4 separate regions of the Mus musculus genome follow, and all the other regions are linked to region 1. A link is a loop called in an ENCODE intact Hi-C map of the cell type or tissue named here. Cell type or tissue: left cerebral cortex. All regions are shown on one strand.

Region 1 (8,000 bases):
CTTGGATAGATCTGTAAAGTCATCAGAGATTATCTTCAGTGTGCTTCCCACACATCCTCGGTCCTCCTGGCCTTTTAGACACCAGATGGTCATTAACCTTAAACATGTGGGATCTTATTTTGGCCACGTGTCAAAAGTTGAGTTGATCTCAAAGTACCATTTGTGGACCTCAGCTCAGAACTTAGCCAACAGACATCATGTTAAGTAAGCAGGTGGAAAAGAGCATGTCATGAGTCAGACACCAGGCGAGCAACGGTTCGTGGCAGCACAGCTTACATATTACCAGGCCTCACGGAAATGTCCGCATGGCTCCAATCACCCATACGTGCTCTGGCCACTCCGGGACACAAATAGTTTCTACATGATGTGCGTACTCATTTGCAAGATCCATGGCCAGCCCAGAAGGAACACTGCCTGAATCATTGAGAGACAAGCCAAAAGATCCTGGTGCAGATACCGATTTTGAGACAGTTTGAGCTTCCTCCCAGACTCTCCGTTTGTCCACATGACTGCAATCCCCAAGTTGGTAGTCTACCTTCTGCAGACCCTCTGCACACCCTTTCCCCTCCCCATCAATTCCTCATTTCCTTTCTCCCCTAACGGGTCTCCCAGGGAGAGAAATGAGAGTCTGAGGGAATGGGCCAAAGACTCTTCTGCCTAGGGAACATGTGCTGACACTTCAATTGTTCGGAGATCCCAAGCTCCCAAACGGAGCAGCCAGGCTCCTTCCCCTCGGTTTCAGAGGCCCACGCGCAGTTTAGAGAAAATATGCTCCATGTGTTACTGATCCATCTCCAAGCAGCTCATCCAAATGCTGGGTTTTAAGAGTTTGTAGATACACATGATCCATTTGGAGTCAACTTTACAAGCCTTCTATGCTTTCATTTATATTGCAGGAGGAAGCTGGGCTGTGCCAAGAGTAAGTGTACTGGCGTCTTCGGAGGGTCAGATTAGGTCTGGAGCACTGGAACCAGGTTGAGTGGAGGGGCCATTTAGAAGGCTCTCTCATCTCTGCCAAGGCTCTAGGTCTCAAAATAGGGGGAAAAATGTCATGGGGTGGGAGTGAGTTCAACATCTCCAGTCTCGATTTGACCCTTTCCTCAGAGCTCAACAATACTAGAACAGAATCCAGCACCCCAGAAAATCCATTGCCATTGTCTTTGTGGGGTGGTTGAAATGAACTTTGAGCATAGAACCATTAATTTTTGCCTTCTGGTTTGGAGGTGCTGTGGGGGGTCGAGGGCGAGAGGGAAAGAGGAGAGCAGTTCCTGGTGCTAACAGATACAATTAGCTTCCTAGCTGTCAGCACATAATATCCCCTAAGGGTTAGAGCAGGGGACATTCTTGGGGATCAGAATCCAGCCCATTTTAACTTAACATCAGTAGCCAAGAAGAAGGGAAGGAAACAGTCTTTCTGAAGAGCCACATACTTGGGACAGAAAGTGGGAGGGGACAAAGGCTGCCAGGAGGATACAGCAGACTATATATCCCTCTTTCGTGTTGGAAGACTCCAGCAAAAGTATAAAAGGTGCTGCTCAGGGTCTACTCAGAGCCTCCCTTTGGCTTTGGAACAGATCCACGCACAGCTATCTGTGTGGAGAAAGAAGAGTGCGCATCAGCAAATCAGAATTCAAGGTGCTGGGAACCATTCCGCTTCCTGTCATGGGGCTGGCAGGGCAGAGAGCAAGTATACAGCAAGCCTGGCAGTTTGGGAATCCAGAAGGATCTACCCCTTGAATCTACCATTTAGAGAGTAAGTGAACTTAGTCAAATCTCTATCTGTTTCTGCCTCCGTAGCATGAATACTGACAAACCAGGTGTACCTGTTGACAAACCAGCATCTTTGCTGGGTGGTTTTGACACTTGCCATTAGTCTCAGTGCCAGGGAGGCAGAGGCAGGTGACTGGTCTACACAGTGAGTTACAAGACAACCAGAGCTACACAGCGAGACCCTGTCTCAAAAACAACAAAATAAAACAACAACAAATCCAGTATCTTCAAATCCAGTGATGGGGGAGGTAAAAAAAAATTATAAATGGTGCTGTGTGAGTGATGAGCAGGTCTCCACTGGCAGGTGACAGACCACACCCTCTGGGGGCTCTACTTTGCAACTTAGTGATTGGGGTCCATTTAAAGGGAGTCCAGGTAAGGTCTTTAGAACTTGTGCAGTAGACGTGTGTGGATCAAGGAAAAGGCATTAACATGTGATCCCGAGGTCCCCGAGTCCACGGTTTATGTCTCAGTCATGTGATGTAAGGCAGGTTGCTGACTCTCTCTGGGCCTTGGCTGCCACAACTGGATAAAAGGGGCTTATGACAAGGATGACCAATGTGAACGTATCAGGCACCACAGCATGTGTACTGACGTGCACCATGCAGCTTCAAGAAGTGGGGATCACCAGTGAGAAGGAATGGTGAGTTCTGGGACCAGTGTAGCTATGAGAAAGGCACAGATGTCCCCACTGTCAACTCTAGTGGGAATCTCCTCACCATGAGAGCCAAACAGGACAGACCATCTGCTGTGGTTTGAGTGGGAAATATGCCCCCTCCCCTGCCCCAGGCTCGTATAACCACCTGGTCCACCATGGATGATGCTGGTTTAGGAGGTTGCTGAACCTCGGAGGCACAATGTCTAATTTTAGTGGCCACATAGCTGTAGACATAAGCTCTGAGGGTGCTCAGCCAGCCCTACCTCTGGTCTAGCTTGTTTCCCTGAGCAGACCATGTATCCTCCTGCCACCAAGGAGCTGCCCACCCTTCCTTCCTTCCTTCCTCCCTCCCTCCCTCCCTCCCTCCCTCCCTCCCTCCCTTCCTCTCTCCCTTCCTTCCTCCCTTCCTTCCAAGCCTTCCTTCATGGTTATAATGGACTGTACGCTCTCAAACCATGAGCCAGAATAAATCCTTCCTCCCTTAAGTTGCTTCTTTCCAGAAATTTGGCCACAGAAAAAAGAGAAAAGTGACTAACTGGTATGTCATCTCCGGGCAGCTAGGATACTCCACTCTTAGGCAGCGGACACTTTACATTCTATGTTATCATAAGTCCACTGTCAAGGACAGAAATCCCTGTGGGACTGCAAGCATCATCAAGTTTGGGGAATATCAGAGGCGCTATTTACTTGAGGACATGTGTCTGTCAGTCACAGCATGGACTTGGTTGAGTCATTTCCCTTGATTTCCTGTCTGCAAAGCAGAACACCAGAGGCAATGAAGGAATGTTGCAAACCATCAGGCAATGCCAGCTGGTTTCTCAGAAGCTAACCTTTTTCTTCCTGAATAAAATAAAGACAGACTGTCTTCACTTTTCTTCTGATGGTGATGTCTTTGTGGCCAAGTATATAAAAACAAAGTCAGGTTCACCCATGAACCCCATTTTCTGGCTGCCAGCTGGAACAGGCCAGAGAGAAAATGAAGACCAGTTCGACATAAACATATATGTCCAGTTGGGCTTAGTAGCACACACCTACGATTCTCAAACTTGGGTGACCGAGGCAGGGGAATAGAGAGTTGGAGTTCAAACTGGCCTTTCTGGTGAGATCATTTGTCACAAACAAAAACAAACACATTAAAACAAGTAAGGGCTTTCCCCCACCACCCCTCTCCTGCTGCTGCAGGAGGAAAGCCTACTTCCTCACAGGCTGGGGCTCCCTCCCTCTCACTGGCCTGCCTTGCTAGGGGAGGCTGCCAGCTGCTAACAGAGCCCCTATTCACCACTGCCTCTGAAGATCAACAGAGCATTTCCCTATTGCATGCTCGGGCTCACAGACACCAGGTTCACAAGGAGTTAGTTTCTTAAGGGCAGATTTCTTCAAATTCTATTTCCTTCTCTCTTGCTGGTGCCCAACCCCCATATCCGCGTGACTGAACGGGAGTCTCTGTGGCCAAGCTTTTCTTGGATCGAGTGAATCAAGATCAATAAATATCTGTGCCCGAGCCTGACTTGCCCTGGCGCCTCGCTGTGTTCTGGAACAAGAGCTCTGGCTGTGTGCAGCAAGCAGCCTCTGCGCAACCTGAACTGTTACACACGTCTGAGTTGTGTGGGGACGCTGGGCAATCAGAGGGACATGACCCTTCCTGGGTGGAAATGAACCCAGAGGGCACCCTCTCAAGAGGGATTACTGGTCTTGATGTTCAGGCCCTGTGGCTGAACATTTTCATTTTAAGATTCGTGGATTATTTCAGGTGTAGGCTATCCAGACGCATGTTTATTAAAGTCCAGTACGGTTCTGTGAAAGATCAAAGAGGAAACTGTCCCCTCTGTCTGGTTCCAGCTCCTTGTCCACTCTTTAAACCTTTCTTATCACCTCGTTGAATCCAGAACTGTTTTTGAATCAGCGTCTGTGCAGCCCAGATCTCCCTATGTATCCCAAGCTTCCCTGTTCAGCTTCCCAGCTAGACGTACGGGCATGAGCCATCCTGGCGCTGATTCATGCTTTATCCTCATTTGACTTAACTTTTCAGCAACAATTTTTTTCGGGGGGGGTGGCCTATCACTCATCCTTTGCAAACACTCATTGCGAAGAGCTCGGGGAGTCCTCTTTCTTTTACCACCTGGCCTTTATCCCCCCTCTTCCTGGTATAACTGGAGTGTGTGGATGACAGTGGGCTGACTCATACCTGCCCCTAGGTGATCATGGGCAAGCAATTGGTTCTAAAAGTCATCATTTCAGCCCCAACCTTTCATACAGGCCCAGAAACCAGCAGGCAGCTATCCATCTGGAGTCTCAAACTCAGCATGACCCCAAAGTAATTGGATGCTCTGTCCCTCTGTCCCTCCTCCCTGGCACAGTACTCAATTCTTCCTAAAATACACTCCTCTCGTTTCTTTCTTTGCTTTATCTATATCTCACAATCCAAAATAAGTTCTTTCTTTACTTGTTCCTTGTCTGTCTCCTCCATCAAACTGTAAGCAATCCAAAAGAATAAGCCAGAGCATTTGATGCTCAGTCCCATGACCCACGCACTCCAACAAAAAGTGTGTACTAAATGAATAGATAACACTGACTTTTGCACTGCTTTTCTTCCCAGTTCTCATAAGAACAATAAAGGCATATCTGCCGCATTACCTCAACACATGATAAGTTTTCTTTATTAAAAAAAAAAGTTACAGCCCCAATATCTTGGCAAAGCAGTGTCTTAGTAGAATTGAATAAACGTGCTTTATTTTCATTGTATTTTAAAATATAGTTCCTTTCTACTTATGGGAAGTATTAATGGTTTCCTATTTATACTTGCGGCATAAAGTTCCCTTTCAACTTTATTTACATAGGCAACAGCAGTGAATAGGTTTTAAAGACTGTATTAAATAAATAAGGCAAAGTTGGACTTCAGTACTGGGTGACCGAAAGTAGCTGCCCGAGGCTGCCAAGAAGTTAAGAACCAAACACTCTAGCCTATCCTGTGGGCTTGCACATTCTCCTCAGCTTACAATCAGTTACACCCTTTCATAGCCATCAAAACTTGAATGTATCACAAGCCAAAAAATACATTTAATTTACCCAGGTTACTGGACATCCTGCCTCCAACAGGCTTAGAACACTTACGCTAGCCTAGGGCGGACAAACTCATCCAACACCGCTTATTTTGTAACACAGGATCAAGTGCCCCGTGTGACTTACTGAGTGTTGGGCTGAACTGACAAAGCAGAGTGTCTGTAACAGATGCACGTTCACACTATTGTAAAGTCAAGAGCTCTTACGTCAAGTCAGCAAAAGTCACAGTGCGTGGCTCAGCTAAGCCGGCTCTTTCAGCATCATCTTAACAATAAGCTCATGGAGACTGACCAGTCACTGCCCTGGCCTAACATCTACATGGAGCTATGTGGACGGGTACAACACCCGAAGAGACCTGGCTTGGGTTTGTCCTCGGACATACTTGACACAGGAAGGGCAGTACCCTCCTGCCACCACTCACCAACACACCTCACCGTGTGGACCCAAGCAATCTCCAGAGGGCTGGGTAGCTAGACTTGTCTGATGACAGCCCTACCTTATTTTTCAAGTTGGGAGTCAGCCCCACTCACCAGCTGCAAGGAAGGCTCCCTGATGACATGGAGTCTGATGCTTCCTGGGTTTTCCCTGTCATGCACAGACCATACAGGAGAGCTGACAAAGGCTTCTGTCTGACTCCTTACCAATCTGTTCCAGATTCCCTGAGCTGGGGACATACCAATAGATTCATTGAGTGCAACCATAGGTAGTCGTAGAGTTGAGAAAACCATAGGCTTTGGGGGCCTCACTGTAGCCTGTAGGCTTTATCTCTCCATGGAATATCTCTGGGGTATATTGACTTTCTGTGGGGCTCTGTAGCAAATAAGATCTTGTGGGCCATATAATCTAACCAAATTATGGGCTGAGCCACTGAGATCAAAGGAACCAACAGCCATGTAAAGGAAGGACACTCCCCAAAGCCAAGCAGCCAGCACCAATCAAGCACTGGCTCCAGGTCGATCCAGGCATCATCCAGGAGTTCTCCAAGGCAGAGGACATCCTGCAGAAGAGCAAGAGTAAAAGGCACAGTGCCTACAGGTGAGATGGATCTGCAGAGCAGGCACCAAGGGTGGAACACAATAAGGCAGATGGAGTGTAAACAGACCAGGATGATGCTGCCCTGCTCAAGATACAGCTCTAGTGACCAGCCAACTGATAGAGTAAGGGTACAGGAAGCATGCAGGCCATCTTCTCATGTTGACCACAGTGCAGCAACCTGGGATCTCAGAGGAATGGCTAGCTTCCTCTCCATGGGCAGACAGTGAGTAGATGAGTGTTTCCTAGATACTATTTCTCCCTAGCTAAAGGGTAAGCTGACCTATGGCACAGGCTCCTTTCAGTCTTTTTTGGATTCCCCAATTATGACTACTACAAACTGGAGCAATGAATCAACAGAAGAAAGCTAAGAGGCGCTTTGAGCTCTTGCTCCACTTGGGCCATTGCAGGATTCAGGCTGAGAAAGCACAAGGCAGCAGACTACTCCATACTCCGTTCTTTTCAGGCTTCATTAAGCATCTCCACCACAGGCAGTGGTGTGCTGGGTCACTCCTGCTAGTCCTGGCCTGTACAGTGGCAAGGGTTGACTTTCCTGGGGTCCACTTCTAGGATGAATTGTTTCTCGGACCTCATGATTCCAAAGCATCCTTAAGGATAAGTAGAAACCGAGGCCAGATGGTTGTAGAGGATCCAGGCCCAATGTTCCCAACTTGTACCTCCTCATGCTACATAGCATAATGTATTCAGTCTTGAGTCATATTGCAACATGGATCATTGGTTGAACCTTTTGTTGATGAGTAACATTCTTTTATGTAGATGCAACATAATATATCTATTTACCTATGGATAGGCATTGAGTAAACTCTAGTTTCAGTAACTGTGACCCAAATATCTATAAAATTTTTTATATGGGATTTGACTTTGTTTTCTCTTAGGTAAGTATTTCAGTTCAGCAGAATGCTGTCAAGAAGCAGAACCATTGCAAATGCTTACCCAGCTCTGCTTTCTTTCATGCCCTCCTAGCACTGGAATGCTTGGGATTCTGTGCAATGTACAGAGCAGAGGTAATAGGTGAGCACATGAATTTCATATACATCCACACCATTGTAAGCATTTAAGATTTTTCTTTTATGTGCATGAGCGTTTTGTCTGCATGTATCTATGTGCATCACGTGAGTGTCTAGTACCTGTGGAGGCCAGAAGGATGTATCAAATACCCTGGAACTTGAGTTACAGAGAGCTGTGAACCACCTTGTGGGTGCTGGGAAACAAATCCAAGGGCTCTTAGGAGTAGCCAGTGCACTGAACTGCTAAGACATCTCTTCAACACTGGTTGTAAGCATTTAAGAAATATTCAAAACGAAACATTTTCTATAAGTGATGATTCAATTCAAGTTACCTGGAACCTAGTCATTGGCGATGTCGTCACTGGGACCCATAGCAGGTGCAGCTGAAAATTTATAATTAGCTCTTACATTGCTTTCTAGAGTGGTGTTATTACTTTGTATTGCTACCTCAA
Region 2 (8,000 bases), 110 kb after region 1:
AAATATCCAGGTAGTGAGTCGATTTTTGGAAGTTTTTCAAATTTTTAATGTTTCATTATTACTTTCTGTTTATGTGTGAGTCCCTATACATATGTATGCATGTCTTGTGCTCAAGGAGACCAGAGGAGGGCATCAAGTCCCATGGAAGTGAAATTACAGATAGTCATGAGCTATTGTGTAGGTACTGGGATCCAAACCTGGGTCCTCTGCAAGAGCGGCAAGTGCTCTGAACCACTGAACCCCTCTGCAGCTCTAAGTCAAGGGTTCTTGAAAAATAACCCCAGCTCATCCTCTGCAAATGGCTGCCATACAGACAGATCTGTCTCTAGAGGAATGTAACACCTCTTCAGTACACGCCTTCTGGGCTTACAAGCTCTGATCCTCTCTCAGCTGTACCAAGCAGGTAAAACTTTGGTTGGAGAAGAAGGAGAAAATCACCCAGCCACTTTGGTCTTCTCCTGGTCTTCAGTGACTAAGGTGGAAACGACAAAAGACCTTCTCTCCCCGTCTGAAGTCTAGAGAGGACTTCCTCATGGCAGAGAGTTTACCTTGCTGTCAAGGCTGGGGTGATGGAGGTGGCTCTGGGGAACACCTGGTGGAGCCAGGAGGGAAGGAGAAGACTTCCAGCCGCCTCTGGAGAGCACGGCAGATGCACTGAGTGTGCCTGGCCCTCCTCAGCGTGGCCTTGCATCTCCAGAGGGCAATGTGAGCCTTGGAGTGGAATGACATACTGTTGTCCCCATATTGCTATCTCCTTGAAAAAACAGTTTTGGGGGGTGTTTGCTTTTTGTCAAGATGGAGTCTCACTATGTAGCTCTGGCTGTCCTGGAATTCACTATGTAAACCAGGCTGGCCTCAGATTCATCAAGATCCACCTGCCTCTGCCTCCCAAGTACTGAATAATAATAATAATAATAATAATAATAATAATAATAATAACAGCAATTTATAAGTCCTGGGACATAAAAAAACACCGAATGACTGCTTTTAATCCTATATCACTTTAAAAGGTGCTAAAACTGCAGCAAGAAAAAAGTGAAGATCTCTTATTTCACCTCATTTGGAAGCGTGATCACGCTCAACAGAAGTTGCCTTTAGAAACGGCATAGCTCAGGCACTATGAGGATACTTGAGGCAGGTCCTGTAACTAACCCAAGCTCTTAGTGAAGTTGTCAGTGACACTCATTTGCTCTTTGACAGCCAGTGAAGGGCAAACAGGGAACAGCGGGAGCTTTAGTGTTTTATATATACTTGATCATCACCCTCTGTCTCTCCCCGCTCCCTCTCTCCCTCCCTCTTCTCTCTCTGTGTCTCCTCCCCCTCCATTTCTCCCTATTTCATCTTGATTCCTCTCAACGGGATGAAGACAACCCCCTCCTTTTGGATCTCAGTGGTGCAAGTTCATCGAGGGTAACAAAGGGGGTCCCCTCACACCTTCAGTGTGAGAGCTGCAGGGCGGGAGGAAAGAGAAGTCAGCCCTTCCAAATTTCCCGTCAGTAGGAATTGTTTTGCTATCCCAGTTCTAGTCAGAAACCCTAGAAGAGGGTGAAACAGGTTGTGGTTTGTCTTTCCCTTGCAGAAATGATCGACCAAAAGCCTGTGTATTTCTTCAACTTGACTTCCATGCAAGACTCAGAAATGATCCTCACAGCCGCCTTCCACTTCTACTCAGAACCTCCACGGTGGCCCCGGGCTCGTGAGGTATTCTGCAAGCCCCGAGCTAAGAACGCATCCTGCCGCCTCCTGACCCCAGGGCTGCCTGCACGCTTGCACCTAATCTTCCGCAGTCTTTCCCAGAACACCGCCACTCAGGGGCTGCTCCGCGGGGCCATGGCCCTGACGCCTCCACCACGTGGCCTGTGGCAGGCCAAGGACATCTCCTCAATCATCAAGGCTGCCCGAAGGGATGGAGAGCTGCTTCTCTCTGCTCAGCTGGATACTGGGGAGAAGGACCCCGGAGTGCCACGGCCCAGTTCCCACATGCCCTATATCCTTGTCTACGCCAATGACCTGGCCATCTCCGAACCCAACAGTGTAGCAGTGTCGCTACAGAGATACGACCCATTTCCAGCTGGAGACTTTGAGCCTGGAGCAGCCCCCAACAGCTCAGCTGATCCCCGCGTGCGCAGGGCGGCTCAGGTGTCAAAACCCCTGCAAGACAATGAACTGCCGGGGCTGGATGAAAGACCAGCGCCTGCCCTGCATGCCCAGAATTTCCACAAGCACGAGTTCTGGTCCAGTCCTTTCCGGGCACTGAAACCCCGCACGGGGCGCAAAGACCGCAAGAAGAAGGACCAGGACACATTCACCGCCGCCTCCTCTCAGGTGCTGGACTTTGACGAGAAGACGATGCAGAAAGCCAGGAGGCGGCAGTGGGATGAGCCCCGGGTCTGCTCCAGGAGGTACCTGAAGGTGGATTTTGCAGACATCGGGTGGAATGAATGGATCATCTCTCCCAAATCCTTTGACGCCTACTACTGTGCTGGGGCCTGCGAGTTCCCCATGCCCAAGGTACTACTTCTATGTTCGGATCTTGTCCCATCCTAACTTGGCTCTGTCCCAATTGGCCGCCCCTCTACCTGCCTGACCTGTTTTATCATTTAAAAAAATGGAGATGATGCATCTCCTGTCTGCAGAGACAGAGACAGATGTCCCCATAATCTGTTACCATTTATTTGGTCTCATGGTACTTTTTTAAGTGTTGGTTTTTATTTTATTTTATTTTATTTATTTTTCTGAGACAGTGTCTCTGCATGTATCCCAGGTGGAGGGGTTTGTTGGGGGGGGGGGGAACATCCTCAGAGATTGAGTCAGTGCTGCCCCCTGGTGGACAACGTTTGTACCAGGGCTCTCCTGTTTAGCCTGAACCAGGAGAACTGACCCCAGTGATCAGATTGCTTTGAGGTCACTGGCTCTCCCAGTGAGCTGTCCCTGGCTTGGCACATTCAGTGGCCCTGAGCTTTCACCTTTCCCCAGTCTGGGTTAACTCCATCTGTCCATGCCCCTACAGCAGCCTGTGTTGCAGTAGGCTGGCCCAGTCAACCCTCAGCACCCACAACAGTCTCCATCTCAGTTAATTCTGCCGACTCCTCCGTGGTGTCTTCCAAGAAGGAAAGTCAGTTCATAAATCCAATTTGAACCTCAATAAACAGACCGAGTGGGAAACCCCAGGCCCAGATGTGGGCCGTATAATCTGTCTGGAATTAAGGGGCTTTCCCTCATCCATGCATGCACGAGAGAGAGGAAGGGAGGCGGCTGGCAGAGAGAGATAATCCGCTGAGGGGCTTCGCATGGGACCAGGACAGATGTGGGCTCACAGCGGCTGCTTTGTCAGCCTGGCTTACTGCCTCCCCACCTTCAGAATGCCAGCTGAACCCCACATGTGCTCCTGCCCCCTCTCTGGCTGCCTCCCCTCTCCTGCAACAGCACAAGGCTTCTTGTCAGCGACAGCTCTGATCAGCCAGGCAAGAGTCAAAGCCCATGACCTGGCTGGCTGTGTTCATCTTTTTTTCCAAGCCAGACCACTTCCTATGTGAGACACCTTGAGCATGTTTCTTGGCCATTTTAAGCCATGGTATCTGTGTCAGTACAACAAAGGTCATGTTGTCAATATGCATTAATAAGATGTCAAAAAGAGACTGTCTGAATGCTGCCCCTGTCACCCCAAGTCAAGCACATATTGAAATGCCTGTCTGTGGGCCCGTGCCACACCAAGCATATCATTTTGGTTTTAACCAGGTCACTCTGGAGGCATGTCTGCTGACTGGGTGAGGCATAGTTCTAGGCTTTCCCTTGCAAAAGTCTCCTTCCAGCTCCAGGTGCTCTTAGCAGGCGCCCCCAAGTGGCCAGTTTCATGTAGCAGATAAAATATCCCATTTAGGCTGGAATAAATGGGCAGACCCAGGAGCACCAGGACTGAAGCCTGTGACAGTTTCAGAGGAAACACGCCAGCTCTGGGCAGAGGCCTTTTCTTCCAGGCCACCCCTTACATGGCCTCCTTCGAGAAGCAGTGATAAACCGCATGCTCTGAGCTAACTGTCTTTTCTCATCCTGCAGATTGTCCGCCCATCCAACCATGCCACCATCCAGAGCATCGTCAGAGCTGTGGGCATTGTCCCTGGCATCCCAGAGCCATGCTGTGTTCCAGACAAGATGAACTCCCTTGGAGTCCTTTTCCTGGATGAAAATCGGAATGCGGTTCTGAAGGTGTACCCCAATATGTCCGTAGAGACCTGTGCCTGTCGGTAAGATGGCTTCAAGATAGAAGACAGACCTGCTTCATCCCTGCCCTGCAGAGTGGCAATCTTGGAGCCAGGGCTTGACTCGGGGAGGTTCCAGGTGCTAGACAGAGCTTACAGGCAGCCCTGCTGGGACCAAGAAAGATCTGCCCACCACATCGCAATTCTTCAGTTCTTCCGTGCTGGTGGTAGCTCTGTAAAGACGTGTTGAGTTCCTGGAAGAAATCTGGAATTAACTGTGGTCTGCAATTTGCCCATCATCCCTGCCCACACTTTTCAAGGCCTAGAAATAACGTGTGTCCTCAAATGTCAACTCCAGGCATTTGTCCTCTCAAAACCTAGAAAGACTATGCAAATCTTGGGGTACTCCCCCCCCCATGGCAGTTTAAATGCTGTTTTAAAACCCTCAGGCTGCATTCTAGAAACAGGGCCTAACCCATGGCACGAGTGAGTATTTTCTCTTACGTTTCACTACACGTGCTTTTATACATGCAGTATGCACATGTAATCACGGTTGATTTCTTCTTTTAATATATGTATTTCTATTTCAAAGCAAAACGGAGAGAGTCGATCCCATCCCCTGCAGAGGTAATAATGCAAGTTAGGTGTGGGTTGTCTAAGCATGTGTATGGAAATAATACATACAGTAATATGCTGGAATACTAAAAAAGTAACCAAGATTTTATATTTTTGTAAATTATACTTTGTATACTGTAGATTGTGAGTGTTCTGTGTTTTTATGGAAAGCTAATAAATTAAAGGTGCGGAGGTATCTGGAAAAACTGAATGTCACCATTCCACAATATCAATTATTCCCTTCTCCAGCCTGTAAGTCCCTACCCTGGGCTAGCATTAAAATGGAATATGGTTCCAGGATGGCACAGATACTGTCCTAGAGCTTCCTCATATCCCTAACCTAGTTGATTGGCAAGTGTCTGTGTCACCTTTGGTATTAAGTGACAGGAGCAGGTCAGTGTGATAAAAGCAGAAGGAGATTTGACATATGCAGCTAGGAAATATCTCAGGAGCTCCACAGTTCAATAGGAACTGGAAGGGCCAGACGATCTCCCAGAATCCCTGTCCCCAAAGGTGACCCCAATGACTCTACTATGAACAGCATTGGTGTGATGCTGGCTTTCCTTACAGTGATTATTCCAGAAGCCCTGGGTTGGGCAATTGTCAAGGAGAAAAGAGGTGCAGCCTGAGACAGACGCACCACAATCCCTTCAGCCAGGGATAGGGGCACAACATTGGCCAGGGACCTCAGCACAGAGACCTACAGCTGCCAAGGCTTGCTAAGGAGGGAGGGAGGGAGCTGAGAAGCAGCTGGGGCTGCCGAATTCAATGCTCTCTAAGGTAGTGTTCCAGGAAATGCAGGTGAGGCGAGGAAGGAGACAAGGAACTGTGCACACCAACCCTCACCCAACCACCACATCCATTTGGGCTGGGCGCTGCTCTGCTGTTTGCAAAACCCTTCACTGAGTCCGGCTTTAGGGAAGGGAGATGGAACGTCTGTTTCCAGCCTGCCCCTTCATGAAATGCTACCTCCCAATTCCTGGGCCTTCTGCTCAGGAGGCCCCAGTGGCGTGGGAAGCCTGGGCAGCCTCGGAGGAAGGCTGCAATGACCGAATTGTGGTCTTGGTGAACTGCAAGAGCATCCAGAACAGGTAAGTGGGAGAGACATAAACGGGACTTGATGAAGTCTGTCCACATCCTCACATCCCATCCCCTGAGATGCTCCATGTGCCCTAGGACATCTGCAGACACAGATACCCGCGCCCGTTAGCCAGGCAAGGAGGGACTATGACCTGCCTGCAGCACGTGACACCTTAGTCCCCTATCCCCGAAGGAATGCACAGGAAGCTAAATGAGTCCTTCCAAGCTTTTACAGATGGTGTGGGAGTCTCAAGCTGACCTGCAGACTTGGCGCTTCGCTTGCCGTGTCACACACGGTTGGAACATGGTGGAATATAATTATGTGAATAGCAAAATAAATTAATACCAGGGCTTGAAATGATCCCGCCCTTTCTTCCAAATATTAGATTCTGCTTTGCCTTCCTCACTCAGTTTTGTTTTTTCCCCCAATGAACTGCTTTCTCCCTTCTCATAGCTATGATATCTTCACTTAGTTCTTTCTGACATTTGTAATTTCTGGGAGACCACTGGGATTCTCAAAGGCCTGCAACCTCTCCAAGTCTTTGTCTCTAGACGTCTGGGATGAGTCAGGGCAACGTGAGAGGCTCTGACTGAGATCCAGGCGTGGGCAGGGACATGGGCAGGGGGTCAGGCCCATGAAGGCTGCATAGTACTCATGGGGGAAATATGAACGGTGAACCCCACTCTGTGGTGGGAGGAGCTGGTGTCATCGCTGAACACCTCTAATTTAGGAAGCAGCCTCTTTTTCATATGTAGCATCTCAGAACACATCACCAAGGACACCTCCCTCTTCCCTGCAGTTCTTGAGAGGCAAACCATGCCCGATTGTTCAGAGGAACAAAAATACATCCCTGTAGGAGCTGCATGGAGTAGCCAGAGGTAGGGAGAGCTGCGACTGAGAACCTGCTCCCAGTTGGCCCTTGATAAACACTGAGCCACTCGCCTGGCCGGTGACAGTGCCCAGACAGCACACTGCTTAGAACTGCAGTTCTCAAAGTGTGATGTTTGAACCAGCCACACTAAGCGCCTAAGAGCTGGTTGGAAACACAGAGGCTCAGAATAGATCAGAAAGCTGTGTGATCCCAGCAGGTCATTCCGATGCACGTGTTCAAACCTGTATATGAAATATGCTTTTATTTACTAGTGGTCGTGTGCTTTTCAGGCTCTCTCTCTCTCTCTCTCTCTCTCTCTCTCTCTCTCTCTCTCTCTCTCTCTGTGTGTGTGTGTGTGTGTGTTTGTGTTTGTGTGTGTGTGTGTGTGGTAGTTTTCTTTAAGCGGAGAAGTTTTGATGAAAGAGGAGAATTGTATGAGTTACAAAGTGAAACATGAAAAAGCAGCTGTCCCTCAGAATTAGTGGGAGATGGGTTCCAGGGTTCCACTACATACACCAAATCTGAGGATGGTTAAATCTCTTTTATTAAGTAGCCAGGAGAGATGACTCAGCAGGTAAAAGAGCTTGCTTCTCCTTCCAAGGAGCTAAATTCAGCTGCTATCGCCCATGTCAGACAGTTCACAGTTGCCTCTAACTCCAGTTCCACAGTATCTGCCACCTTCTCTGGCCTCTGGGCACCAGCGCTTACATGACACACACACACACACACACACACACACACACACACACACGTACACATAAATAAAAATAAGTTTTAAAAAGCATAAAACAACAACAAAGAAATGCAGAAATGAAAAAAATGCCTGCTCCTCTGATCAAATCGTTATATTGTATATATGAATGAAAATGCTACATTGCATCTTACAGATATGTGCAATTTCTATGTGTCCATTGAAAGTCAAAATACATTTTAAAATAAAATAAAATCACACCAAGTTGTTATACTGCATTGTTTAGGGGAAGGAAACCTCCTGCAAACACAAATCAAATGCAGGGTTGTTTGGGTTTTTTTTTTTTTCAATTGTTTTTAACCCCAGGGTGATAGCATCTAAGGATGTGGAATCCATAGACACGGGGAGAGGCAGCTGTATAGTTTAGTGTGTCCTTTGACACATAACCAATGTTAAATATTTGAATAAATAAATAGAGCTACTCAGCCCCTTTTCATTCCCAACTCATGCAGTCAGATTAGAGGAGGGAGCCTAGGACTAGAT
Region 3 (8,000 bases), 96 kb before region 1:
TTGCCTGTCTTGACGTAACTGACGACAGGCTGCTTGCCCACTCCCTTGTTTCCTTAGCATTCGAAAATTCCGGGCTAGAATCCAGAAGGGGTCCTGACTGCAAAACCTGACTCAAGGGCCCTGAAACCAGGTGACCCAGGTAAGGACCAGTCACTCACATTAGCTTCCTTGTTTAACCCTTGTGTCAAAATATGATTGGTCAATGGAATGCCCACCCTATCCACCTTGTTTTGTGTTCCCATCCTATAAAAATGTTGTGCAATCTCCCTTTGGGGGATGTGGTTCAGACCCCAAACTGGCCACTGCCCTGCAAGCACAGAAAATAAAGTTTTCATTTTTCTGCTTCTGTCTCTGAAGTGAGTTTTCTCGGCTTCCATCCTGAGTCCAACAACAGCAGGGTCGTCACATACGGGGAAGCAGGAGAAAGGCAGGGAGGGGAGATGGGGGCTTTGCTGAGGCTGTAATCACCTTACTTAGCTTCCCGGAATGTTTTGTGTGTTTTACTCCAAGCAGGTACAAAGGCAGTCCATGTGCTCTGTGCAGATATCTGATGTACATTGAAATGCTTTTCTTTATTTCCGGGACTCTCAGCCAGTGTTTGCCTACAGTCTCTGAAATATATAAAAGAATCTAATTATGCAAAATCCCCCCCAGACAGCTACAAACAAGAAGGAAGCATATCTCCTGGAAAATTTTAAATTGCTGTTATCACAACTACATCCACAAGATTTAGAAGTGCCAAGCAAAGAGGGAGAATACGAAGTGGAAAGAATTTAAGCTATGACAACATTTGAGTATGAAATATAGATTTCCAAGGTTAAAGGCTCGAACAGCATGGAAAGAAAGGAAGTGGGGGTGGGGTTAGCTTGCTCATCCCGACTTTTACTCTTCTAGCACCCATTCCCAAAAGGAAAAATAAAAAGCCCGTGAAATCTTAAAATTTGTTGCAAACTGCTATAATAATCTATTGTCAGCAAAGAGTAGCTCTGAAGACGGCCCCTCCCCCAAGTAATAAGAGGCCAGGAAAATTCTAATGACTAGAGCTAAGTAGTTGCTTTCGTGGGAGGGTGGTGTTGTCCACCTGGCTGCTCTCTTCTCTGTGGGTCAGGCATTTGATTATCCACAAAGTTGGCCTAACTCTACAATGATAAAAACGACAGCCTCTAACCTGGGACGGAGGACCTTCTAATCCACCTGTAGCAAAGTGAAACTAAATCCCCATCTCTCACTCTGTACAACCAACTTGAAATGGATCAAATATCTTGCTGTCAGACCACACATTTTAAACTACCAAAGAGACATACTCTACCAGCATAGGCAAGGATTTTGTGAAAAGGGCTTCAATAGCATAGGACATACCCTTGGGAATTTGAGAAATAGGTCATATGAAACTCAAACCCCTACAATACATCCAGTCCATTGGAAGTCCCTCTGCTCCCCTACCTAGGAGTGTGGTTATGTTTTGGAGGAGCCTCAGGGGAGAGCAGCAGTTGACTCTAGAGTCCTCCGTCCACTCGGTTGGTTATATTCTTATTGCTGTGATAAGACAGCTGACAGAAACCGTCAAAGGAAATCCCCTTTTCTCGGTTCAGAGTTTCAGCTGTGGGGAGAGTACGATGCGGGGAGGGGTCCTCCACTGTAGGAAAGCCTGTAGCAGGGGTTCTTACGTGGTGATCAGACTAGGGAGCCGTGCAGCCAGACCATAACCACTGAAGCCCAAGCACTGCAAGCCCATGTCCTCCAGCTCAGTCTCCTGCCTCGAATCTCCCAAAACGGTGCCAGTCATTGGGAACCAGGTAATCAAGCACAGTGTTTTTCATTTGTTCAATGTGCAGAGACTCAGGTGTGAAAAAGAGTTGGAGCCTAAGTCCCCTTTCCAGTCACTGGATCAACATACCAGAGCCAGAGTAGGGGACATCAAGTCTGGCATTTTCCATTTGTAGGACTGGCTGACCAACGCGCAGTAGATACGACACTCTGGAGATTGCTGTCTTCAAGTCAAGATACTGGCACATGCCCTGGGGTCAACAAGAAGCTGAATGTGCCATGATTCCCAGGTATGCATAGCTGTTGCCACATCTAGACACTGGCACACACTCCAATGATCACCCATACTTTTTTTTTTTTTTTTTTTTTTTTTTGGTTTTTCGAGACAGGGTTTCTCTGTATAGCCCTGGCTGTCCTGGAACTCACTTTGTAGACCAGGCTGGCCTCGAACTCAGAAATCCGCCTGCCTCTGCCTCCCGAGTGCTGGGATTAAAGGCTATGATCACCCATACTTAATCTGACTTTCTCTACATCCATCCCTTGTACTCCCATAGGGCCAGAAAGTGACCACTGGGGCTGAATAGGCTGGCAGGGAAGGAAAGGACAACACATGAGTTCAGGCTCCTAGCCCAGCCTGTGCTGAAGTTTGTTGGAAGGCAGAGACAAATGCCACCTGGTAAGGCGGGACACTCTCAACAACCTCTATTAGAAGGGTGTCACTGCCAGACGCTCCTGAGACCTTCCCTGCCTGGAGGGGGTGAGGACACAATTCCCACCACAACAAACTCCACAGTCTGCCCGTGTTCAGGAGCATCCAGAGGGCAGGAAGGAGGTATGATCAGGAATGACTTCCCCTAGGGACAGTCACTGATTCCCCAGCATCTCACCCTCAGTGGAATTCATGGAAGGAAGGAAAGGAGAAGGAAGAAAAGAACTCAATTCTGGTTTTTCACCAATAGCGTAATGGAGCCAAAGGGATTTTCTTTAAGTCAAGTTGATGCAGAAGAGTAAACATTTCCATTGGTCTCTCCAGCATATGGACTGCCTCAGTGCCTCAGCTGCCCTCTGGAATGTGTGGGTGCTGGTTGACAGATAAGTTTAGGCAGTGGCTACACACCACCGCTAGTCACCATGTCAGTGCCATGTGACATATACAATTTTGTGGTCACCTTTCAGAAAAAAAAAAAGAAAGAAAAACCCTAGGGACCCAGAAATTTGAAGTACATCTTGCTAAGGTCCTGAGGTCTGCAGTTAAAATGTGGAGACTCAAACCTCAGTGCCTCTGACCTAACCCTATGACATCTGACACCTGAATCTTCTTGACGTCAAGGGAGGTGAAGATCTGAGGAAGGAGCGGTGGCCCTGATTGCCCAAGAAACATATCAGACAGTCAGGACCTCTGAGGTGACTCTCAGGGTAAACCTGCCCCTCATCAGGTCCAAAGTTAAGATCGGAGACGTTGATTGAGGAAACAACTCTTAGAAGAGAAAGCTTGCCTATCCAGGAAGGTCTGGAACATGGCGGAGCTCTCCAGAACCACAGAGCAGCACAGACCTCTGGTTCCTAAGGTGGGTGGAGTTCTAGGTACCAGGGATACTTCACATTACGTCAGGTGTGTGCTTGTGAGTGTTTATCAGAAGTATTCTGTTATGGCTGATAAATGCCTGTGAAAATCTAGGTTTCTACTACACAGTCACCCTAAGCTTGGGATGGGTGGAGCCAGAGAGCTGGCACCCAACTCCTGTTCTTCACGGACACTGTCCATGCTGTCTTGCAGCTAGGAGTTCTCAGACCCTTCAGCCCAGCCTTTGTGCTTCATCTACTTTTCAAATGAAGCATTGACTAACAGCACACAGAAGTCTTAGTTGATATTTGTTTCCCAGGAATTATATTTTATAACCAGTCAGCTTTTGTGGAACTTCAGTTTCCCCGGGAGGAGTGAGCACAGGCTGGTGCTAGCGACCATCATATGCAGCTATGATGCACATTCAAATACAAATATTACAGCTATGGGTCAAACACCAAGTGAATAAACCTATGTGATGATATTCATCCAGTTCGTGTGACTGGGCCATATGGTGAAGAGAGAGGAGGGGACTTCTGAGACCAGCAGGGGAGGAAGGTGAAAGGTCTCCTTAGTTTGGCAAAATGTACAGGGGAGACATCATCTCCGTAAGCTTTCATCAGATATCTCAGTGTAACACACCACACACACACACACACACACACACACACACACACACACACACACACACACACGGGCATGCCAGCTATGTGCACATTCACCACCACCACTATTCCTTCTGCACACGCTTTCGCTCAGAATTCTGTCAATTATCCTTTCCAGCTGTCTACGCTCTGGATCCTACCATGGCTCTGCTTTGCTTTGCTCCCCCAACCCTTGGCACTCCCTGTCACCCCACAGCCCCCACTCTCCTTTTCCTGTTCCAAGCCAGGAAGAGACAATGAGAGGGAATCCCCAGCTGACAGCATGACACACTGCCCATCAACTTGTGACAGGCTTTGTTCCCAACATTATCATAAATCTCTCAAATGCACAGGAATTCAAAAGCACCACATGACACCCAAGTTCTCCTGACCTCATCCCGTAGCCATTTCCATTTAGCGCCCCCCTCACCCCCAAACTCTTTATTTGCTTACGTTTGCTGAAGTGCTTGTAAGTTTTACACATCAAATCCCTGTACCCTTAAACAACTCAGCTCGTATTAAATTTCTTTCTCAGTACAACTGGTACACTCATTATCACACCCAAGAATAGCACTGCGATATCATCTCACACCCAACAGCTCATTAACAAATTCTCCTAGCTACTCCAGAAGGGAGATTTTATAACATCTTTTGATCCAGTGTGTGAATCAGGTTCGCACTGAGCTGGCTTCTGTCTCTGTCGTTTGGGTCTCATTTATTCTGTAGCCTTGTCCTGCCATCATCTTCTTTCCCTTCCCACGGGCGGTCAGATCCCCAAGGACGAATGGCAAACAGTGGTTTCTATTAACATACCACAATGCTCCCTTAGTCCCTGTGGCTCCTCTCAGCTATTCTTCCCATGTTCCCTACTCCAATCTTCCTGTAGAAGCACACCCTTCCTCCGTGCTTGCTTCCTTCTGGCTAACATGTGATACTCTCAACTATTCTGAAGGCAGGAGCCTGGGTTGCAAGGTGAAAGGTAGATAGACTGGAGTCACCAGATGACCTCCTTTGTCTCCAGCCCACAATGGAAGGACATTCTGGGTATCAGTCATGGTGCAGGCAGGATGACTACAGGGCAAGCATCCATATGTTTCACATGACCTGATTACAGATGTAACCTACAGCTACAGGAAAGACAACCTGGAGGCCAACAGTCCCTGGGGCTGCAGGGCTGTGTGTTTCTAGGGCTGTGGCCTGATTCCTTGGGAAGAGCTATGGAAGCAGGCTTGGGCAGAGAGAGGCTTGGGTCGAAGGCAGTTCCAACAGATAGCTCAGACAGTTCTATAAGAGATGGAAGTTCACACGCTGCTCTGTGGATCTAAGCAAGGAGCTGTTCCTGTTCCCACACTCCCTTTTCTCAGACACGAGTCAGCCCTAAGAGTGGATCATGGCCGTCACTTTGAGATCAACACTGTCAGCAATCAGGGGACAGGGCTTATAGGAGGCGTTGGTCTTAGGGATGCTACACAAAACCCCAAGTATGACTCTCTGACTATGGGGGAAATAATCATACATTTCAGCTTTTGAAGACAGTAGACTATCGTGGTTTTACTTCTTTTTAATGAACAAATGGATGTAAATAAAGAGTGATAAAAAGTCTTTAGAATGTTCTAGAATGATTTCACTTATCCAATGAGGGCATAAATAAAAGAAGACACTGTTAAAGTCTACCCAGCCAGAGACTCCCTGTGAAGTCACTGTGGAAATAGGAGTCCCCATGTGACTTTGCACTGTCTCTCTGGAGTTGGGTAGAACAGGCATAACTTAGCGTGACTCTGTGAGGCTCAGTCGGGGCTGGCTGGCATCTGGATGGATAGAAACTGGAAGTAAGGCTAAGGCAGGCTCCTCCTGCCAGTTGTGTAGTTCCAGGCATGGGTTAACAGAGCCCAGGATTCATGAAGCATAAGGACCGACTCAACATACAAGCTCTTAGACATGATGGCAAGGAGGACAGTGACAACTGACATTCATTTTGGAGCTTCTTCGTGCCAGGGCCTGGATGCTTTGAACAAATGATCATCATTAGTCTTTTAGATAGCTTCATGAGGCAAATACTGCTTTTATTTTCATTTCACAGTTAAGGACACTCCCACAAGAAAGCTTGCTAGTAGTTCAAGTCCACAGCCAATACACATTCAACTGTTATTTAAACCTGGCCAGCCTGGCTGGATTAACCTCACCCAGTCCCTGTTTTTGTGCATTCTCAATACTGTTCACTGAGTGGCTCAGGCTAAATTCCCTACAAGTTCTCTTCTATTTTATCTTCAAACACCCTGCAACTAATTCAGCAGCAGAACTCACAGCTCGACTAGGAAGGCGTGTTCTCTACAGGGCACACTTGTCACAGCTAGGCTGGACTCAGATATAGACAGCTCTAACCTTCCAGTGGCTTAAGACACCAGGTTTATTTCTTGCACTCAATGGGTGTTTCTGCTCCATTTTATCCCCAAGAACTCACAATGGAAGTTTCTAGAATATATTTTACCATAGTAGGATAAACAAAGAGAATTGTTCCCAACCCTCTCTTAATTTGGAGTATGTGTGCTAATATTGATCATTTGCCAGTGTCTGAATTCACAGACTGGGGAGTGCGGTTCTGTCATGAAAACACAGGTAGGCAGCTTGACCTACTGTGTCAGCCACTTCGGGGAGGTCTTTGTTGTGCACAGCATCTCCACATTCTTGACCTGGTTCTGACTGTGACCTCTATTCTCTTCTCTGACCAACAGCCAGAGTGGTCTTCTGAACACAAATCTCGTCACTTTATTCTTGACCTTGGAAATGTCACATGACTATCATCTCATTAGATGAAAGTAACCTTTTACAACATAGTCTACAGGGTACCAAAATAAAGGAGGTCAAACAGCAGCCCTCTGGTTAAAGCTGCAGATGCTTTTCAACTAATGCATCTGACCAAATCTGGTCCTCAGTCCATTTTGTCAATAAAGTTTTATTGGAACACATCACAGCCCATTCAGTTATATACTGCTCCTGACTGCGTTCATTGTACAAAGGTAGAGCCGAACGGATACAACAGAGACGGTTGTACTTGAAGAAATGTAGAATATTTACCACCTGTTCCCTTACAGAGATAATTTGCTACCTCCTGCTTGAATGGCCTGAGCCCAGCTATTCCTTGGACTTCACCTTCTTCCCCACTCTCACCCCCCACCTTCCCAATCCCTTACAGTTTCGGCACTGAGCATGGCATTTCTCAGCAATAGCACCTCTTCAGGGGCCGTTTTCCTTTCTTCCTTGTAATAACCCCCTCCACTTGAAATTGCATGACAGGGCTATTCATGGGTTTCTGGTCTTCTCTTAGATCTTGATTTAGGGCTGAGAGATCTAGAGTGGTTTAAGAACCCTGGCGATTCTCTCACAGAGTCTCTGCCATCTAGGCTTCGAGTGCCAGGCTAGCCAGGCCAACCAGGCTGACCAATCCTCTCTTGGAAAGGACAGTTTAAGTTTTGGGCGCTAAGAACATGGGAGTTTTCGCTGCTGCCTTATGTTTGAGGATTTTAATACTTTCATTTTAAGATCAAGGTCGTGTGTGTGTGTGTGTGTGTGTGTGTGTGTGTGTGTGTGTCTGTCTGTCTGTCTGTCTATCTATCTGCCTGTGTTTCTGTCTGTATGTCTGTGTGTCTGTCTGTGTGTGTTAGCATTTCCAACGTATTTCAGTCATTTCTGGGAGGCAAACTTTGAACTTCTCTGCAGGCCCCAAAGAGAACAATCTGCTTTGACTTTGAAGCCAAATAGAATTTCTGAAAAGAAAGTTACAGTCCATTGAGAAATCTCAACAGAGCGTGAAGAGCAGAGGGCTCCCTGTGGTGGGACTGCAGCTGAGCCTGCCCAAGCTAGAGGGCCTGGCCCAACAACCCAGGCAACCCTATGCAGACAACACAGGGCAGGCAGGGGTTAGGAAGGCATCAGGGGCCACCGTGTGCTCAGAGAACACAGCTGGGAGAACGCAAGCATCCTCTTCCTTCCTGCTGTCGGGTTTGGGCATTTTCAAAGGGGTACAG
Region 4 (8,000 bases), 60 kb after region 1:
AGCAGTCCAACACTTACTGGGAATAAAAAATAAAGAAGTTTACTTTAAAATAATGATGTATTTGTGTAATTTTATCATTTATTAAAGATGAAAGACAATTTGCAGACTAATGGAATGGATATATTTTTCTGATTTTTTTCATAAATCATTATATTTTGGCAAACATTCAATGCTGTGATGTACAGAAAATCTTCAGTGTCCTTTAGAATTGTTCAATATTCTAATTTTATAGTATCGTATGCCAAGAATGATGCTTCACATAAATACATTGCAGAGAATGACAGGAGTGTGTTTAGGGCTATTCCAAAGTGATTGGAAATTCTGCCCTAATCTCAAGCCAAAATTCATAATTTTTTAAAAGTGAAACTTAGGTCAGAAACACAAACATAATTTTTTAAGCTTCAAACATTGTACCACTTTACAGGCTGACACTTACATGCTAAGGAGCAGTGGCGGGAAATACTGAGTCTTTGTTTTTCATAAGTAAGCCATGGTTTTATTAGAGGGGAAAACTTTGTACAGTAAAATCACTACAGTTCACAACACACAACGGTTTGGATCTAAGCTGAGGTGTTTCACCCTTTGCTGGTGTTGCACAGGGTGGCAACACTATCCTGTTGTATGAGCAGTGCTCAGTGAAGATGTGATGTGTTTGGAAGCAAGGCTAAGGAGGGCTCCTTCCGTGCATCTGGGGAAGGTGCTGCTAGCAACGCCTCAGATTCATCACACATGTTTGATTTTGAGTTAACTTTTGGTCATTGAATGTTCAGAAGCCTTTCACTATTGCTAAATTGTTCATGGACCCCTCTGTTTAGTTATGCAACCCCATGGTCATAACTCATTGTTAAAGCAGTTAGGTCCTGAAGCACAGGCGAAGCAGCCAGGCTGGACCCCTCTGAGAAACATAAAGTCTAGAAGGGCCTCTTAGTATACCAAGACAGTCTTCAGGGAAGCCATAGCTGAGGCAAGCAAGATGCTCAGTCCTCTGCGGATTTACAGGCCCCCAGGGACAGAGCTGAAGCATTTTATACAGAACTAGTCACAGCCTGTGATCTTTTGAAATGGAGCAACGTGGCCAAATGGCCTCTCTTTCCAGTCCAGCTAGCCCTCTCTATGGATTACCCCAAGGAAACTCTGACCCTAGCCCACCAAGCCCCAATTCCTTAGGCAGAGCTCTGTCTGATTAGTCACCAGAAAATGCTTATGTGGGCACAGGCCACAAGGTCTAGCATCTACTTCTTAGCTGGCTGATAGTCCTCATAGAGTTCCATGAGAGCCCAGATGACATCTGACCATAATGCTATCAGAGCAGAACAGTCCCTCTCAGGCCCTTTGTCCTGACACTGGGCTTACCAAAGGCAGGAGGAGCACTCTCAGCCCTAGCTAAGAGGGCTCTGGCAGAAGTATAAAAATCCAGCCAAACAAATTAAGCTCTTTCCACCGGTGAGTGCTGATCCGGGTTGTCCACTGGTGAGTGCTGATCTGGAGTTGTCCTTCTGGTTCTTGTTATGCTTGGGAAAGCCACACAGCTTCTCTACTCTGAATTTTTGGAATCTAAGAGATGTTCTAAAATCATTTTATCTCTAACATGATGTTACAAGCAGATATTTCCACTCAATGAAACTTTGTTTTGTCCATAAAGTCATTGAGATTATTATAGAAGCTACTTGCAGGCTCTTTGTATGTGATGGACTGAAACACAGTGATAACTCTTGTGTTTAAACTTGCCTCCTGTCTTCAAGATATCCCACTGTGTATATGCAAATATTCCAGTTTCCAAGCACTCTCTACTTATGTGTTTTGGATAAGGGATACCCAACTTTCAGTAGTCCAAAGGACTTTAACTCTTCAAGTTTCTAATGTACCGTCATAGCCTTTCCACTGTCCTATGAGAAAGACAGACTGGTTCCTCATTTACAGAGAGGATTGATGCTTAAGGAGTCCATGCGACAGGTCAGCAGTCTCTGACAGTCCAGAGTATAAAGGTGACTGTTTGAAGACCAGTGTGTGGGATCTCTAAGAACTTTCTAGCTTAAGGACTGACCTGGGCCCCAATCCCTGCCTGCATGAGAACAACCCTGAAGAACGCTTTCAGAACAAAGCAAATGACCTGCAGGAGCCAGAAACCCTGCACGGAATCTGGATTCTGTGTCTGAAGCCATTCTCTATGTTCATATTCAGAGTATCTACTGGTGCATGATGGCTGGTCTTAGTGACTCCCAGCTGCGACTTGGGCACAGGCACATTTTTGTGTGTAATGAGTCTAAGTCTTGCTCCCTGTCTCCCTCTGCTTTTCATTTAATTGTCAACATGATGCTACAAGCAGGCATTTCGGCACCATGAAAACCATTGCAAAACCATGTTAACATCTGAGCTCTGTTCTCACCTTTAGTGTGGAGATGATGGAAGTGCCATGTGATTCAGTGAGACAGGAGCATGGCTCTCTAGCTCAAGTGTCCTTGCCCAAGCTTACCATGCCAGTGCTAATGCCTAAGGCCTGCTGGAGGGGCTTGAGCAGCTGGAGCACATGGCTAGCCCAGCACCGCAGAGGGTGGTTGCCCCGGCAATGTGAGCAGCCCTTTGAAGCTGGTTCTTTGGCAGGGAGGAGGCTGGCTGCAGTCTAGACAATGTGGATACTTCATTGAAAACAGATGCCCAAGACCAGAGTGTCCTTTCCTGTCCTCACCAGGCTCCCAGGCCTTTGTGAGAATCCCCCGGGCAATGCAGGCCAGATGGGACAAGGGGCACAAAGAGCTCTTGGTGGTGCAGCGAGAGGCTGTGGACTGCTGGCCTCAGTGTTTGGGAGTCTACCCCTTGCTTGTCCTGATCCTGAAGCACGGAGCCATTTCCCACCACCAAAGCAAGTTCTTTCACTACATGGTGTCCCTCATAGGGTGAACATAATAAGAAGACAGTAAAAGAACTCGGTTGTTCAGAGTACAACCTTCTATCACTAGTAGAGCAACTTTGGTCATTGTCAGTGGCGTTACCTTGCCTTACCACCTCCTGTCTCCACTCACATGGTTCTTCTTAAAGAAACCTAAGGGCAGCAGGTAAGGGGGAAACTAGGCCCAGACTCAGGGAGTGTTGGCACTGGGGCAGATGGACATGACCGGTTGTGCTTGGAGACTTTCTGTAAACGATCAGGACCAAAGCCTTCTGAGCTGGGTGTTAAAAGCCAAGATAGCTTTGCAAGGCTAAATCAATGTATTGAGTCTTACTATACTCTACACACACACACACACACACACACACACACACACACACAAACCCAAAGCAAAGTTGTGTGGTTTCAAAGGAAGACCTTTCCATGGTAGTCTTTGGCCATGAAGGACAGGCAAGGAGAGGACCCAAAGTCCAGACCTTCTGGTCTATTGTATATCACCCTCACCAGGCCCCTGGAGATGATTATGGCTTTACAGTCTAAGCCTTCCATCTCTCCATCAGACCCTCATATCTGACCTATGCTGAAGAAAGGAGGAGAGTCTCTACCCTGCTTTCTCCCTAAGCCTTTCTCAGCCTTGGAGGCGACAGCATGTCTAAGTTCCACATAACCACTGTGTTGCACTCCCATGAGTACGCATAACTGACACATGCACAGGTACAAACAGGAACACCCATATACACATTACCACACACACACAGTGTACACACACACACACACACACACACACACACACACTTCTCCCTGATACATGCTTCTGAAGTGTTGTGGTTGAGTTTGCCTCCATAAGAGTCGTATACCTGTGGTGAGCCTAGGTCTCTGAAAGTCCAGATGGAAGTGGCTGGCCTTCTTCTACCCTCTCCTATTGATGGGACTACAGTCTACAGTTTGATTTGGGTTTGGACCTGTCTGCTTTGAAGACTGGCATGGGTCTTAGATTCAGTGATGGTCACACACCTTGATCCACTTGGTCCTTTCCATCCCCAACACTAGTCAGTGCCCCTGTGCCTTTTTCTTACTTCCCTAGCAGGGTTCAGCAACTGTACACTTCAAAGGCACCCGCTCATAGGTACTTCCAGGCAGTCAGGTCTTCTCCAAGTTCTGACTGTGGAGCAGACCATTCTGAGTTAGTACAAATCTCTCCTGAGGTTTTATCTGAAAAGATAATGATGGGGCACAGACAGGAAAAGGGGAGAGCTCCCAGGCAAGACTCAGTACACCCAAGTCAGGAGATGACTTACCACAGCAAAGACTTAGAGCTGCAGCTGCAAGGACATTGGGAACTTGGACCCCAGTCCCTTCTGAGAGTCTGCGAGGATGTCCCCCGCCAGTCCCTATTATTTCTAAAGCCAGAGAAGGAATCCTGATGCTTCCCAGTTTTTCCTCTTCTCCATCCCTGTCATCATTTGGTGAGTGGGACAGAGATATGCTGGCCCTACGGTGGGGCTCTTGTTTCTTGTAAAAGGCCTTGCCTTCCCAGAGAAGCTGGAGGGTCCACATTCTATCTACAGCACTGAAAAACAAAACAACAGCCAATCACATATCTGATGAGGGTCCAATATTCAAAATGTGTTATGCATTCTTACACCCCAATAATAAAAACCAGATAGCCCGATTAAAAAGTGGGCAAAACTGTTAAATATACATTTCTCCAATGAAGATATGAAAATGGTCAATATGCACATTAAAAGACACTGGTCAGGTCCATCATTAACAAAATGCAAATCAAACCCACAGTGGGGGATGCTGCTTCACAGTGGGGGATGGAAAGGCCCCATAACCAGGGCTCATAAGGCTGCGAGGCTGGAGCCTCACTCACTGCTGGGGGGTACTATAAAATAAAAACACTTTGGAAGTTCCTCAAAAACTTAAGCAAACTCTATGATTTCACTCTGTGGCACATGCCTGAGGGAGCCGTGCCCACACATCGTCTTATAGATGAGTGTGTGGAACAGTGTTACCCAGAAGAGATAAACAAAAGGCAGCATCGCCCCCGAGATCCACGAAGGGATGCGTGGCTGGACCAGTGTTGGCTCGTCCACAGCTCAGAGATGGAAGTGCCAATGTGAGCGCCAATACTGAGGAGCTTTGGAAACTACACTAGCCTGCTGATTGTACTCTACGTCAAAGCAGCCAGACAGACACAGACTAAATATGTGTTTCCTTCCCTATGACCCGTCCAGAACAGCCAAAGCACAGAAACAGAAACAGACTCGAGAGTGCCAGGGAATGAAAGGCAAGAGGCTAAGGAGGCATCACTTAATGAGTGTGGGGGTGTCTGAGCGGAGACTGAAAAGCTCAATGGCTAGTGAACGGGTGGATGCACACTGTGAGGATTTAAATGTACTTGTCTTGGTATTTTTAAATAGCTCATGTTCATTTCTCCTCTGTTTTAAAAGTCACATTTTCAGGCCATGCTTTAAAGGGTCTCAAGGACTTTGAAAATCATTGTGGGGTCACAGTTATCTCCAGTACCCAAGTTCCCCCGAGACAGAGTAACCAGAAACAAGGCAATGCGTCTGTGCCCAACCAAAATTCTAGGCCCAGCCAAAGCCTTCCTGGGACATGATTGCAACATTAAGTGTAAGGAGCCTGGTGGGTAGATAGACACCAGTAAGTGGCAAATCCCCTCTGCCTTAAGTTTACTGACTGCTTGGGGAATGAGTGAGACAAAGAACAAAGATTCGGGGGCCCCCATCTCTGAGCCCTGCCAATGGACCCGAGCCTGGGAGAGTTTCAGCGACTGGTTTTCACTTGAGCAATAGCATCCTCATCCAGGGTAGCAGCAGAGGGACATCTGTTAGGAGAAGCTCTCTGGTGTGGGGTGAGGGCTCAGGCTGGCCTCTGTCCCTACCTCTTCTCACGGTCTAGGAGTAAAGTACAAATTACCTGCCCTCCCTTGTGTCACTAGCAACAAGAGAGTTGGGTTTTTTTTTTTTCAGTTAGCACTAACATTCACAACATGGTATGAAAATACCGCATCACAGAGCTGCTAGGAGAAATGTCCCAGATGCTGCGCTCAACACTAGGCACAGAGAGACTTGAAGTGTTCGTGGTTCCCAGTTTGTAGAGCCTGGAAGGTGGCAGCACCCCTGTTGCCTCACATTGCACATAGGTCCAGACGCTTCTATCTTCTGAGACGTCAGCAGAACTGCGACTCAGCAGCCTTCATCCGGCTGCTTGAGCCTTCCCTCCTCACTCTGTCAGGGCATCCTATGCCTAGACGGGCAGAACTCACACATGGTGAGTTCTCTTGCACGCTTTCAGCCTGACAGAGGAAAGCATCAGGCACGCAATGCCCAAGAGTAGCCAAGTATGTTCAAAGCTGGTGGGGCTTTGAAGGGGGCCAAATGCATAATGCACAATGGATGTTCGATGCATCCTAAGGGGGCGTTGCAGCTCACATCCCCACCGGGTCAGTTTTGAGCTGTGGGACAGCAGACTCCGGACTGCTGGGAAAGATCACTTCTGCAGAATGTGGTGATGAGGGAAACCTGAACTAGAGCCCTGGCACAGTCTGCCTGCCACTCAGGCGGCCCTACCCAGTCCTGACCACGATGTGCTGCATAAGAGACAGAGAAGTCATCAAAGAAGACATGGAGGGGAGCTTAGAGAGAGAGAGAGTACCAGGGCTAACCTCCTATTTTAACTCTCCCTTATACAGAGTGCTTGCTGCAGCTTCCTGCAGGAGACACGTCGTCATCATGCATGGGGTAGGAATTTCCAAGCTGGAATTCTCCTTCTGGTCTCTTCTTGGTCTTCATGTTGACAAGGAGGCCTAGGAATGAGAAATGATTTGTCAATGAAGTTAGATCACAACTCTGTGTTTTATCATTCATGCCATTTCATATGCATTGACACATTTCGCCTGGCTTCCAAGCCACAAAAACTCAAGGATGGTGAGAGGGAGGAAGATTTGTGGATAGGGTGATGGCAGACAGGGTCAGCACTGGAAGAGGCTCTTCTAGGAGGAAACGGAAACTGTGCCTGTGTGAGTGTCCCTTAGTCCGCCCCTAAGCATGTCCTGGGTTTGAGATTAGGAAGTGACTGGCATGTTGCCATTCGGCCATCTGAGATCTTCTCTGTCTCCTGTCTGTCTGTGTCTCTGTGTCTGTCTGTGTCTCACTGTCTTTCTGTCTCTCTGTCTCTATCTCCTATTTGTCTGACTCTGTCTATGTCTGTCATTCTCTCTCTCTCTCTCTCTCTCTCTCTCTCTCTCTCTCTCTCTCTCTCTCTCTCTCTGCCTATGTGTGTGCATGTGTGTGTGCACATACCCATGTGGTGTGTGTATGTGTGTGTGTGTGTGTATGTGTGGTGTGCATGCAACCATGGAGCACATATGTGGGTCAGAGGACCTTCGTGGTTTGTCCTCACCATCCACCTTGGTTAAGATGGGCTCTTTTACTCACCACAGCACACGCCAGGCTAGCTGACCCCTGCCTCAGCAGCTTCCTATCTCCCTATTGGAAGAGAAGGACTAAAGACATATGCACTATTGTGTCTTTTACATAGGTTCTGGGCATCCAAACATAGTCAGGTCATCAGACCTGTGCAGCAAATGCCCCAACCTCTGAGTTGACTCCTCTCTCTTCTCAAAGACTCTTCACTCTCCTGCGGAAAGGTGGTACTAGCAGAGCCAGAGTTGTGGGTAAGAGAGGGGTTTCTAATATGGCACTGAGCCAGCCTCCTGCTCATCATTCATTATCCTGAAGCCGGGCTGGAGGACTGGAGGGAGGTGAGACTGTGTTTCCTGGGAGACAAGTCCAAACTATGATTCTTCCCTCATCTTCTCCCACCGTATGGGTTCCCACTGTGACACAGAAGCTCGAAATGACCCCACAGACACCCAAACCTCCCAGGTCTGGGCAAGAACAGCCAGCTGGCTACCAGGGTGTTTTTGCATGCGGCCAGGGGCCCATGGTGCTTGTTCTGGCTGGGGTTGATTCACTGCAACAGGACTCTGGCCCGAGTTATTTTGAGATCCAGCTTCATGATGGACGGATGTGACAGCTTTGTTCTCTCGGCCCCTTTGATTTGTGAATCCCCCTTTGTGGCT

Evidence for each region. A loop is a pair of places that touch in the nucleus more often than their neighbours do. Peaks named below come from ENCODE experiments on the same cell type or tissue, not always from the same donor. Only the 100,000 strongest peaks of a DNase experiment are listed, where the experiment ranks them.
Region 2: a loop joins it to region 1, with 4 times the contacts of the local background. A loop is called at or near these places in 4 of 42 quality-filtered maps.
Region 3: a loop joins it to region 1, with 2.0 times the contacts of the local background. A loop is called at or near these places in 3 of 42 quality-filtered maps.
Region 4: a loop joins it to region 1, with 2.1 times the contacts of the local background. A loop is called at or near these places in 4 of 42 quality-filtered maps.

What each region holds. Positions count from the first base shown.
Region 1 is chr14:33,820,818-33,828,817 of GRCm38, forward strand. No RefSeq gene overlaps it. Among named protein-coding and RNA genes, the nearest start is that of 4930503F20Rik, 14 kb to the left of the region's middle. In left cerebral cortex, no CTCF peak of the experiment used is centred here; a DNase peak (open chromatin) is centred at 3,810.
Region 2 is chr14:33,930,266-33,938,265 of GRCm38, forward strand. It overlaps Gdf10 (growth differentiation factor 10), which reads left to right. Exons shown (of 3, transcript NM_145741.3): 2 at 1,580-2,511; 3 at 4,057-6,249. The coding sequence ends at 4,248. Among named protein-coding and RNA genes, the nearest start is that of Gdf2, 6.8 kb to the right of the region's middle. In left cerebral cortex, CTCF peaks have their summits at 2,854 (motif pointing left) and 3,847 (motif pointing left); DNase peaks (open chromatin) are centred at 2,844, 3,840 and 6,686.
Region 3 is chr14:33,725,115-33,733,114 of GRCm38, forward strand. No RefSeq gene overlaps it. Among named protein-coding and RNA genes, the nearest start is that of 4930503F20Rik, 82 kb to the right of the region's middle. In left cerebral cortex, no CTCF peak of the experiment used is centred here; DNase peaks (open chromatin) are centred at 1 and 4,592.
Region 4 is chr14:33,880,662-33,888,661 of GRCm38, forward strand. No RefSeq gene overlaps it. Among named protein-coding and RNA genes, the nearest start is that of Gm30031, 38 kb to the right of the region's middle. In left cerebral cortex, no CTCF peak of the experiment used is centred here; DNase peaks (open chromatin) are centred at 2,603 and 4,943.